2 separate regions of the Homo sapiens genome follow, and region 1 is linked to region 2. The links are chromatin loops, found by intact Hi-C in ENCODE. Cell type or tissue: Caco-2. All regions are shown on one strand. Each heading gives the region's core, and the rest is flanking DNA. Links, peaks and the distances in the headings are about the cores only.

What was found. Peaks named below come from ENCODE experiments on the same cell type or tissue, not always from the same donor. Only the 100,000 strongest peaks of a DNase experiment are listed, where the experiment ranks them.
Region 1: it touches region 2 in a loop (14-fold over the local background); 2 of 110 quality-filtered maps call a loop at or near these places.

The regions. Positions count from the first base shown.
Region 1 is chr3:188,080,284-188,086,409 of GRCh38, reverse strand. No RefSeq gene overlaps it. Among named protein-coding and RNA genes, the nearest start is that of LPP-AS2, 71 kb to the left of the region's middle. In Caco-2, for the core only: no CTCF peak of the experiment used is centred there; a DNase peak (open chromatin) is centred at 3,109.
Region 2 is chr3:188,743,681-188,749,806 of GRCh38, reverse strand. The region is part of intron 8 of LPP (LIM domain containing preferred translocation partner in lipoma); the gene reads right to left. Among named protein-coding and RNA genes, the nearest start is that of MIR28, 58 kb to the right of the region's middle. In Caco-2, for the core only: no CTCF peak of the experiment used is centred there; a DNase peak (open chromatin) is centred at 3,256.

The DNA.
Region 1 (6,126 bases), core at 568-5,567, 660 kb after region 2:
TTCAGCATCATGGTTAGTTGAATCAGACCCTGATCAGTGAACTGGCTGCAGTCTTCTTCCCTCATCTTAATGTCTGAACATCTGGGGTTTAGCAGAGAGGGGCAACACATAGTGGACACTCAGCAAATAACGTGGAGGCAATTCATGAGCAATGCAATATATTTGGGAGTGCGGCTGGATGGGTCAGATACTGGAGTAAACAGAGGGTGTTCACCTTGCTCCAAGACCTTGGCCAGGTCATTTGTCTTCTTCCCTCATCACGATACTGGACAGGAAAATCTGATCTGCCTTGGAGGCTTGTTAGCAGTTTGCTGCCTGGCAGGTCTCTGGCTCAAGTCTGATTGCCAAGTAGCAAGAATAAAGCAACTTCCTGAAAGCATGCTGGGGACGATAATGACCGTCATATGAGATTTGAGGTTGGGGAGAGTGTCGTAGGGAGCAGCCATCACTGTCCTGTACAGGAGGACTAAGCTAAACACTAATATTAGAATTTTTTTAAAGAAAGCGATTAAACAAAGATAATTGTCTGTTGTGTCAAGGTAAGCTTCCTAGGGCACTTTTCTTTAAGAAGGTTAATTATCTTCATAGATAGCTAGAATATTAGGGTTATTAAGGAGGGGGGAAAGATTGTTGATGTTTAATCTGTAGTTCTTCATGGCATGCTAACGAATTGAAAAATATAAAGCTGATTGGTCCAAAGGCTTGGCTTGGAAAGCTCACTGTGGAATAACAGAGAGTGAATTGGCCAGCCTCCGAATTATTGCCATGCAAATGTCAAGTAGCCAATGCTTCCTGTTTTAGTAGAGGCAGTGTCCGAGAAGCAGGTAGAGGCTTGAGGGTGCAATGATGGTGATTTTGGGGGAGTCACTGAAAGCTGCAGATGGCACTGTTGAGAGTGTAGCCCATGCCCACATCCTCACCCACCTGCAGGACTAATTTTGTCTTTGTTTTTGCTGCCAGTGGAGTCTTTCAGCTAAAAGTTTCCCTTGCATAAAGCGTGATGTTTTAGAAGTATGGAAAGCATCTTTATATATTTGGATTAGTAGTACCCACTTTGCAAGAAATGCTGTTTACCTCTGGTTATGGGAATTGAACGTAATGGAGAAATTAGAAGTGAGTAAAGCCTCTTTACAGCTTTACTGAAGCTGGGCCTTGGGCCTTTGGGAAAAGTTTGCTGCTGTTCTGAAAACAATCACTCCCTCCCACCACGTGGAGGCCCACTGCAGCTCTTGCAGTCACTGGCAGTCCGGAGCTTCAGCTTGTCCCTGCCCCTAGTACCTCTTCCAGCAGTGGCTGGTCGCCGCCTCACTCAGCTGTTATCCTGCCTCATGGGTTTTCCTGGCTGGCAGCTGCAGGTCACTGCTAAGTCTCAGAATGTCTCAATTTCTGCACCACCCTGTTGTACCCACTTGTGTTGGTGCTCCCCTCAAGAGAGAAACAGGGCAACACAGAGGAAGTTTGTAGGCAAGAGCAGTTTCATGAGTGAGCAGATCATGCAACTGATCAGAGCCCTGCGCTCAGAAGGCCCCGCTCTTGAAATACTCTTTGGCTCCAGGAAGACTTCTCAGACTAGATACCTCCTCTGCTGGTTCCTACTGCAGTGTTTCAACTCCATAAAGCACAAATTACATTGTAATGTTTTTATCTGCTTGCTTGTCTATCTTGTTTATTTCAGAACAGGAAACAAATTTTATTCATTTCTGTGTCCTTGGCACCTAGCACAATATTCAACATGTACTACGTGCTCATTAAATATCTGGGGAATGACAACAGAGGTCCGTAATTGGTTGGTGGCACTGGAGCTGGAATCAAAAAGTCTCCCATCTCTCCACCTTGGGCTTGGACAACTGCATTTGAAAATGGGTTTTCAAATGACAGCTTTTATGGGGATCTTCTTCTTTTCTGTCTCACTCGAAGTGGGTTTGTAAACTAGCAAAATTGCACCTGCCACTAAATTCTTCCTTGAAAGTCAAATTGGGTTCAGGTGAGCTCTGCATTTCTAGCTGAACAGGTACTGCCACAGGGTGATGAGGACTCAGCAAGACCAAAAGAGGTTTAGTGTGAACTCTGCTGGGTTCGCCACTGGTGCATCAGTTGCAAGCAACAGAACCGGACAAAGAAGAAAGCACAAGGAACAGTCCAGTTCTGGAAGGCTGGAAACGGAAAGGAGGTTATGGAATATAGAGAATGGTCATTCTTCTCTTCCTCCACATTTCTTGATTTCTGCTTCATTTCTCTTATTTGATAGCTATGTGACCCAGGGCAGGTCACTTAACCTTGATGAAACTCATCAATAAAATGAGATAATAACGTCTCTATTGCCCACCTCATGGTGTCTTAATAGGATCAAATTTGAAAGTGCTTGTAAAAATGCTTTGTAAAGTTATAAGATATGATGCTCATATAAAGATCTGTTATTACAAAATATACTTACCCATGTGGCTTTCTATGAGACTCCTTTACTAAATTTTAACCAGGCTTGGATATCCCAACTGAACTTTACTATTTAGTGTAAAAATTGAGATTTTGGCAGTTAGGAAAACCCAGAAGTGCCTTTATTGACCTTCAAATATGAGTTCTAGGATGGCCTTATTGTTGTCTCTGGGTAGGACAAAATTATCAACTTTGGTCCTTGCACCTTACAGAAGTTGTCTACTGCTTTTCCCCCCACAAACTCTACTTCAAATTCAAAACACATTTTTATGATGTTTTATTCTATTCCAAACATAATGGACAGTGTAAATCTTGTTTGAAGGCTCATGAAAAAAACCAGACACCAACACAAATAATTATAACCCAAGGTAGAATATAAGAGAAATTACAACAATGGCTTTTGACAGCTTGGAAGAGGAGAGATGACATCTAACTAGGGGACTGAGGAGTGATTCATGAAGTCTAATCTCTGGGTCCTGTGATTTTGGGACTCAATCTTTTTGATAAGGCAAAAGCCCTCCCCAATTCTCCAGAAACTTGTGGACCAGTGTAGAGAACATTCCTTCAGCAATCTTTCTTTCTCAGAGCCTGGAAATAACACTCTCAGATTCTCAGTCTTTTCTTCCTTGTGAGGCCCAGAGCTCTGCGCAGCTCATGTTTGAGATGATTGGCCTCCTAGAATCTTGCAGGGTAGCCCCTAGGCAAGCCTCTTAGATTCTGTTTTCTTATCTGCCAAATGCATGTAATAATATTTACTCCAAAGGAATGTAGTAACATTTAATTGATGTTTGCAAAACCTTCTGAGATCTACAGATGAAAGACCTTGGAGACAAACACAACATGATCATTAAAGAAGACTTAATCCCTTCATCAGCCTTTAGAAGTTCTCTGTTTGCTCAATCTGTACCTTCTTTGAGGGATCACTGTACCTCATTTCCAGATGCAAAAAATTCTTATGGAAAGAGACAAGTGGTCCTTGATTTTCTGGTCACCCTCTGGGATGTTCTCTGTTCAACATTATCCCTAGACTGACACACTCTCTCTCCTGGATTTTTTTTCCCATTTTGCAAGCAATGGCTTGTCTTCCTCACACCTGGTCAATGCTCACCCTGATCTCACTCAGGAGACTTCTGTGAGTGAGAAGACACTGACCCATTAGTAGTAAGTTTGTTGATTTCAAAGACTCACAAATTCCTGCTCTTTGAGCTACAAAGAAAACATCATGCTCATCTTGGATGTTAGTGACAGCTTTTTACTCCCTTGAAAAACTTATCTCCCCTTTCTGGAATATGATATTTTTTATCTCTTCATTCTAAAAATATGATGAATATTCTTGGTCTCTGACTCCCTGGTGGGAAGAGTGAAGCCCCGTCATAGATTGGTCATTTCCTTTGGCTTTATCATTGATTTTCCTTCTTTTCTATTCTTAGATTTTTCAACTATAAAATAGGATAATGATCATTGAACTATTTTTCTCAAAAGGTTGTCCTGAGGAGTTAATGAGAACATGTAAAGAAAATCACTTTGCAAACTCTAAATGATGTATAGACACAGCTGTGAGGTCTGATCCGTAATGCAGACGTCAATGGATACAGCCAATGCTCATAGACACAGATTTGTAGTGAAAGTAAAGTCATAAAGATCAGTGTCCCTGTTTCCAAGTTTGCTGAAATATTCTCATCTACAAACTCTTGTCTGTTGACCATCTGACCTCTGAACATCTGCAATAATGGGGAACTCACCAGCTACTGACAGAGTCTGTTTCATATCTGGAAACATCTCACTGTTAAAAAATCCTCCCTTTGGCTGAGATGACATCAGTTTCCCAGCAGCTTCCAGAACTGATTTGTAATTCTTGTTCTTGATTCTACACCAAAAAGTTATGAAAACCCCCTTCCCTATAATAGTCCTTCAGATTTGCAAAATAAAGGATTATGTCTTTGCTGGGTTTTCTTATGACTGATTAAAACTCCCCAGTTTTAAAATATTTTCTCATGGAGCTTTGTTTCTCGGCCTTTCACCATTACAAAGGTAGGATTGGTGATTTGCCCAACAAATGGGGGAGGCAGAGGCTCCCGGACCACAGTAGAGCAGATGGGAATGGTTGGATCCCTATGTACTCAAGGTTACAAGGATCAGGATGGAAAGGACATTTTTATCAAATAGTGCCAGCCAGCCCCATACCCAGCATTGTCAGTGCCTCACACACAGTTGGAGCTAAATGAATAAATACTGCCAGTGAATAAATGCAATGAGAGCTTTGTTATCTATAAGAGGCATCTATTTTATTCCTCCAGAACACTGTAATTTTGGAGTGTCTTTCTATAATTTTTCTGCTACTATATCACTATGGAGGACAAATTTTACTTTCTTCTTAAACACTGAGATGTATTGAATTCCACTGAAGTTTTTCCTTTGAGTCTCAGATTTTAGGTGCACATGAGAAAATGAGATATGAGGGAGAACAGGAAAGTGGGTGAGATAGGGTGTCACCTAAAATTTCTCCTGCTATTTGCAGCTATTTCCCATACTCAGTCTTATGTTGACAAAGCTTTGAGCTCATAACAAAAATGAGTTTCCAAAGCATTAAAAGGGGGTGGGGCATGAGTCACAGATCCCAGGGGGAGACATTGGATGTCAGTCAGTCCAATCCGGCACCTGATAATTGATCTCCTTTACAACACCGGATTCAGATTTGGTTAATATTTACTGAGCAGCTACAGTGTACTAGGCACTCTGTAAGATGCTTTTACATAAAACCTCTCATTTTGTCCTCCCTTCTCTGCAGTGAGAAAGGTATTAGAGTCCCCTGGCGTCAAGAAAGAGAGATTTGACACCAGCAACACTGACCTGCTGCTAGTATACTCCCGATCTTCTAAGGAGATGTTTCATTCATTAAATCAAGAGAAGTCTATGAAGCCTTCAGCAATGATTCCTAAACTGTATTCTTTCAGGTCTGTGGAGTTTGTAAGAGCTCCATATATGCGCTCAAGGTTGTCTAGAGACTGCAAAAAATAGACATATTTTACTCATATATACTTGTTTTCTCAAGTGTATTGCGGATACTGTTGTGATAAATCAAATACAATTTTTAAAACTATGTCACTAAAACCACAGTTTTTGTCACCATATATTTTATCAATCATTAGAATTTTTAATTAACATACTTTATTTTTTGAGCAATTTTAGTTTTACAGAAAAATTGAGCAGAAAGTATAGATTTCTCATACACTTCCTTGTCCTACCTCTCTCCCCAGCCTCCCCTATTATTAACTTTTTGGATTAATGTGGTATATTTGTTACAGTTGATGAGTCAATATTGTTGCAGTGTTATTAATTCAAGTCTATAGTTTACATTATGGTTTACTCTTTGTGTTGAATATTCTACAGGTTTTGATAAATGTGTAATGACATGTACCCACCATTATAGCATCCACTATTATAGACACAGAATAGTTTCACTGCCTTAAAAGTCCCCTGTACTCCACCAATTTATCCCTTCCTCTCTCCCCTGAACACCTGATATTTTTAGTGCTTTCATAGTTTTGCCTTTTCCAGAATGTAATATAGACAGTATCATGCAGAATGTAGCATTTTCAGATTGGCTTTAAAAAAATTAGTGGTATGCATGTACGTTTCCTCCATATTTTTTCATGGATTGCTAGCTCATTTTTTATTGCTAAATAATATTCC
Region 2 (6,126 bases), core at 446-5,445:
AATTGTGATATATAAAGACTGAAAATAAATTTGCAGATTCACATAAAACTTCATAATTTCTATATTCTCATATGAATCTTATAATAACTAAAAGCTAAATGAGACAATTATCATCTTCCCAACACATGAGTTAACATAGGAATGACCTTGTACATGACTTGAGAAGTAGGTAGCAGAGTTGCAACTCAGCCCAGTCCAGTGATCTTTGAGCTGGACCATACCATATTACCTGCATAAATGGAACTGGCCCCAAAGATGGTGCTATTCTCCCCTGACACTACTTCCTTAGGAAGCCAATTCATCTTACTCGGGATTCTGTTTTACCGTTTAGTAGCAAAGTATCCATAATACATTGTTAAGAGGATTTCAAGGGTCATAGGACGTGTAGAAAATTTAGAAAGTAGCCATTCCAAACTCTTCATTTACAGACTCTATAACAAAGGGTAAGAGAGAGGCAATTCATTGATTAAGATGTCATAGCAAGCTGTCAGGAGAGATGAGACCTGAGAGCCTTTGGGCTCTCAGTGTAGCACTCTCTCAAGATGCACAGAGCTATCTCCCAGGTGCCCTACCTCAAGTATCAGTTTCTTCCCACTAGTAGGCGCTGTTGCCTGATTGTGAGGAATTTCTCCTTCTACCTAACAGTAGATTTTCATTGTAATTAGGAGTATTGCGTGGGACACTAAGTCTACAACATGGCTTCTGTATGACTCCAGAACAAGGTGAACTCCATTACAATTGCAACCAGTAGAGTCATGCCATTTCTCTCTGAAACACTGTGGTGTTTTGGATTTGTACATCTCAATGTTCTGGAAACCAAAGGAATGGCAGTAGGACATGGGGTACTGAGTGGGTTCTGCAGAGCTGTGTTGAGGCAAAAAAAAGTCAAGGCTCTGGTCCCTGTTTGACCATAGCTGGTATAAAATGATTGCTTTATACGTTGGTATTATCTAGAACATTCATTTAACAGAAACTTTCCAGTTTGGCTTTGTTACTTCTTCGTCTTATTATTATTATTACTTTGAGACAGAGTTTTGCTCTTGTTGCCCAAGCTGGAGTGCAACGGCACAATCTTGGCTCACAGCAACCTCTGCCTCCCGGGTTCAAGTGATTCTCCTGCCTCAGCCTCCCGAGTAGCTGGGATTACAGGCGCACGTCACCATGCCCAGCTAATTTTTTGTATTTTTAGTAGAAACGGGGTTTCACTATGTTAGCCAGGCTGATCTCAAACTCCTGACCTTGTGATCCACCTGCCTCAGCCTCCCAAAGTGCTGGGATTACAGGTGTGAGCCGCTGTGCCCGGCCTGTTGTTTATTATTTTTTTTAAACACCACAGACTACTCAAGTAGTGGTAAATCTGTGGATAGAAGAATTGAGTTTTGATTCAAGCTGCACCACATGTATGAACTGTGACTTTGAGTAAGCTATTTTACCCATTTGAGCCATAGGTGGAAGAGAAATAGTAATCTCAGCCCTAGGTACCTCAAAGTATTACTGACAGGATACAAACATACATTCATATATATATGTATGTATGTGTATATATGTATGTGTGTGTGTGTATATACATGTGTGTGTATCCTGCCAGTAAAATAAGTATACACACATACAAATAAAATGCAAAGAATTCCTCTAAAATAAACTGCTGTAAAATAAATTTTCTTATGAATATCTATAAAAATCACCAGTACGATGGAGCAGATGTACTTATATATCTGGGGCTTCCATCAGCAATGACATTCTAAAAAATTTCCATGCAAAATCCACAAGGTAGAATGCAAGACTGATTTGAGTACACTGACTTTTAAGATATGAGTACCTCACAAATACTGGCAATGCCATTTAGATTCTCAGTGGAGTGGGCAGATGGGGCCACAAATACTTGACACCCGATGTTACACTGGAGCTCAGAGGGAGACCCATGAGGCAGGACCTAAGGCCATTTCCATTCTTGTATCTCTGAAGAATTCTCATTGCTAAACTGTAGTCTGCATCTGATTCCATCTCCAGCATTCGCATAGCAACACTAAGCTGTCTGAGCGCTGAAGTGACGTCTAGGGAACAGTTATTAATACACATATGTGTGCACACAGTATGTGGAAATATGCAAGATTGAAAGTGATTAGTGTATTACTTTTAGGTAATACTTCCCACTGGGACTATGCTCCTGGAAAAATTCCTCTCTCTCTCTCCATAGAAGCTTGCACAGTCATCTGCTATCACTTACCAGAATGTTTGGGATAAAAATGGTGTCAATTTTAAGGAAACATGCTTCTCAAATTTCTTTGTTAACATTTGAATAAAACATTAGAAGGTTCTTACTTTTCTCCTCTCGTTTTTCATTCAGAGAATAAGCCCCTTCAGAATCTTACTTTGTGTGAGAGAGAAAATAGTCATCCTTCTTTGCTACCTCCAGACTAGCAGAATCACTGGGTTTTAAAGTAGAAAAGTTAAAATTCCATTCTAATAAAATCCACTGGCTCTCATTACTTCTCAGTTGCATGGCAATGCTTTATAATAAGAACACAGCAAGAAATCATATTTCTACCTGTAAGAGCTTATAGACCTGTGAGATCATCAGAGAGAGCCACAGAAGAAAGGCATGGAAAGCATTATAGGAAGGATTTGGTTGGGAATGAAGGTACACTTTCTGGACCAATGAAAGTTTTGCGAAATGGAACATTGCCTAGGAAGCCATGTACCTGAGCTGGCCACATTTTCTCTCTGTGACTCCCTTTTATAAAATAAATACACCGAATCAAGTGTTTTTCTAAGGACCGTCCTAGTCTTCAGTTTTTATTATGAGATAAATTTTATAGGATAAACACACAAACTAAATTTTGATGAAGGCAGATTGAGGGTAAGGAAAATCCACTCTGTGGTGGTTTCTGGGCAGCCCTTCAAGACTTCAAACTTATTGACACATTATAAAAGTTACAAAATGAAACAAATGAGAAAACTGGGCAATAGGTAATGTTTTATTTATGCCAGTAGAGTATTTCTGGGTGATTCCTCTTGTACTAATGTAGTTTCCATACTTAGATTATCACATTTAGTAAACATATATCCAAATCCCTAATAACTAGTGAGATAAGTCAAGAGCTTTCCCTTACTAAGGCTTATAGGGAGCTCCCAGAAACCATGTAAGTCCACAGAAACTGCATAAAAATGGATACGCTCAGTAACGGTTTCTTGCATCAGCTATGTGATTTTATTTGAAGTTCTGTCTTGGGCAAGAGATACCACACAGGGAGAGTGCAAAGTTGAAGGTCTTCAGCAAAAATTTGGACTGTAAACACAGCTTGGCATTATCAGCATTCTGTTAAGTTCAAAGAAGAGATAGTTACAACAAATACAGCTTGCTTTATTTCTGAAACAAAACTGTGCACATATTTGTGGCCATACTACTAATTAACCTGTAGATTGTTCCTTTCATCTATTCAGCGTGTTTTTCTGCCCCCTGTTACAACATGTTGAGGTTACTTTTCCCATATGGACTATATTTAAACAGTTCCCTTATAGGCATTAGAGAGAGAATGGTACAAATGATTAAGGGACTAGAGAAGCCGACTGTACAGAAAGATTAAAGAAACCATATATGTACATATTAGGAAGCTGACAGGTGACTAGGGAGTGCCATAATGATGGTCTATAAATATCTGAAAGGGGTAAACACTGAGGAATAATTTAGCCTGGTGCAAGTGGTACAACTCGGAGTGATGGTGTCTCTTAAAGAAAAGAGAAGATCATTATTAAAGAAAAAAACTTAGATGCGTAAGATGCTATCCATGCGATATGGGAAAAGGGGAACATGCAGGCTAGTTGTAAGTGCAACGGGATGAGAGTCAGAAGACATGGGTCGGCTCTACCATGTATAGCTGTGTAACCTCGGAAAGGGCATTTAACCACCACGGGCCTCAGTTCCCTCTTTTGGAAATTAGAGCGTGGAATAGAATTAGAGGCTTTCAAAGTATGCTCCAAAGAACTCCACAGTTTTGAGGATCCTGCTCTATTGATCCCCACCAACAGAGGAAGGAGAACGAAGGGGAGTGGTGATTGCCTGGAGCCCCTTAGTCTGTTTCATTTCTATCCCATCAGCTTCCTCAGAATAATTTCTGAGGGATTTATCAACTTAAAAAAGTTTGTAAAAAATTTACTGACTTAAAGTTTGAAAGATGTATTAGGGGTCAGCTTTAAATCCATTCCTATTCAAAAGACTTGAGGTAGAAGACTCATTGAGGTTGTTTTCACAAAAGGCTTACTGAGTGGTTAATTATGGGCCAACATAGCAGACAGAGCAGTAAGACAGAAGTGCTGTTGCCCTCATGGAACTCACATTCTAAGTGCAACTCTTAATATAGGATGTCGAAAATTCACAAATGAATACAGGAATGACTTATGTAACTTCCTGTAAGATTGAAAATAATTAACTCAATTTAACATTTACAGAGCACCTATCAATCTTTAATACTTGTGATAGATAATGTAGGGCATAAACATTAAAATAAACAGATATCAAGTGCTTACTAGACATCAGGCACTGTATGTCAAACCAGGAATATAAAGATGAGTAAGACCTGACACCTGCCTTCCCTAGAACAAATGGACATCTATAATTACCATATAAAATAAATGAAGGCTGTTAGAGAACCACACAGAAATATCTTGAGAGTCATATAAGAAAGCTATTAATTCTTTCTAGAAAATGAGCTCAAATTGGGGGAGGGATGCTGATAAGAAAAAACTTTAGAAAAAAGAAAGGAGACTCAATGAAGGATAGGGAGAACAGTTTACCCTGTTCTCCCTAAAAAGCAGGAAGGGGGAAAGCATTCTAAGTAAAGGAAAAGCCAATTAACAGAGAAAGGAATGAAGTTGTGTGGAACATTCAAAACCAAGAGGGCAGGTAGGAATGGGAGGAAAATCGGACTGGAGTCCTGGGCCCAAGACAGACTAAAAAGGATTTCCTATGTGAGACTAAGAAACAAAATGTGTTTTATAGGCAGGAAGATACCAGTTTCAAGTAAAAAATGGGATGACCATATATACATTTTAGCAAAATCTCTAGCTATAATGTAGAGGAAAAACTGAAGAGGGGAAAGGAGGTTGGGAGGCCAGTTGTTTGGCCATTATAATGTTTCAGGCAAGGGGAGCAATGGGAGTAGAAAATAATGTTTTTGACCTTTTCCTATGCCACCTATCAGGTAGGCATTATCTTCTTCTATCTGCACATTAAGACAAGGAGGCTCAGGATAGTTAAATAACTTGTCCAAGATAGCACAATGAATACATGCAGAGCTAAAATTTGCACCTTAGTTTGCTTGATGTTAAAGAATATGCTCTTTTCATTACACTTGTTTGCAAAAAATGATATCAGCAGTTGGCAGTGCAGTTGCGGGAAGGGGACAGATTCAAAGGTTGTTTCAAAATACACAGTTGAAGAGGACACATTGGATGTGGAGAAAATGAAAGGTAAGAAACAGCTTCCGCATTCCCATTTTGGGCAATTTTGTGGATGATCCCAGAGATCAATATAATAAAGTTCAGATTTTCTACAGCTTCCAGTTAAACTAGGGGTAGTGGAAAAATTCTTACTATGCATCTCTCATTGTGCATGTAAGTGTGTGGATATACACCTTTGTGTACACGTGTGTAAGTAAATGGCTGTGTATATATGTTTGTGAGTATGTATGACTATATGGAAGTGTATGTTTGTGCGTATGGTTATAAGGAGCTTTAGCAGCTGTAAGTAGAATATCAAACTCACCAAAAGAGATTATTGAGAAAGTGTGATAAAGCAAGTCTGACATCATCCAATTTCTACTACAATGCAAATGCCCCTCACAGCCTAAAACGTCATCAAACTCTAAAGAGAAAGAAGACGCATGCCAAACCAGACTGACCAGACCAGATGGCAAACAGATATCTGAGGCTCAATAATCTATGAATCAAATTTAGAGTAAATGAGGATGGGAAAACTGGCCTCTTACCACTTGCCTATTCATTGCCTATCTTGTGATTAATTTTCCTTGTCTTCTCTTCTAAATTTTTTCCTCTTTGGAGACATTCAAGCAGAGTGGTTGGGAATTCTGTAGGTAGGACACAAGCTTCAGAGGAAGTTGGAGTACA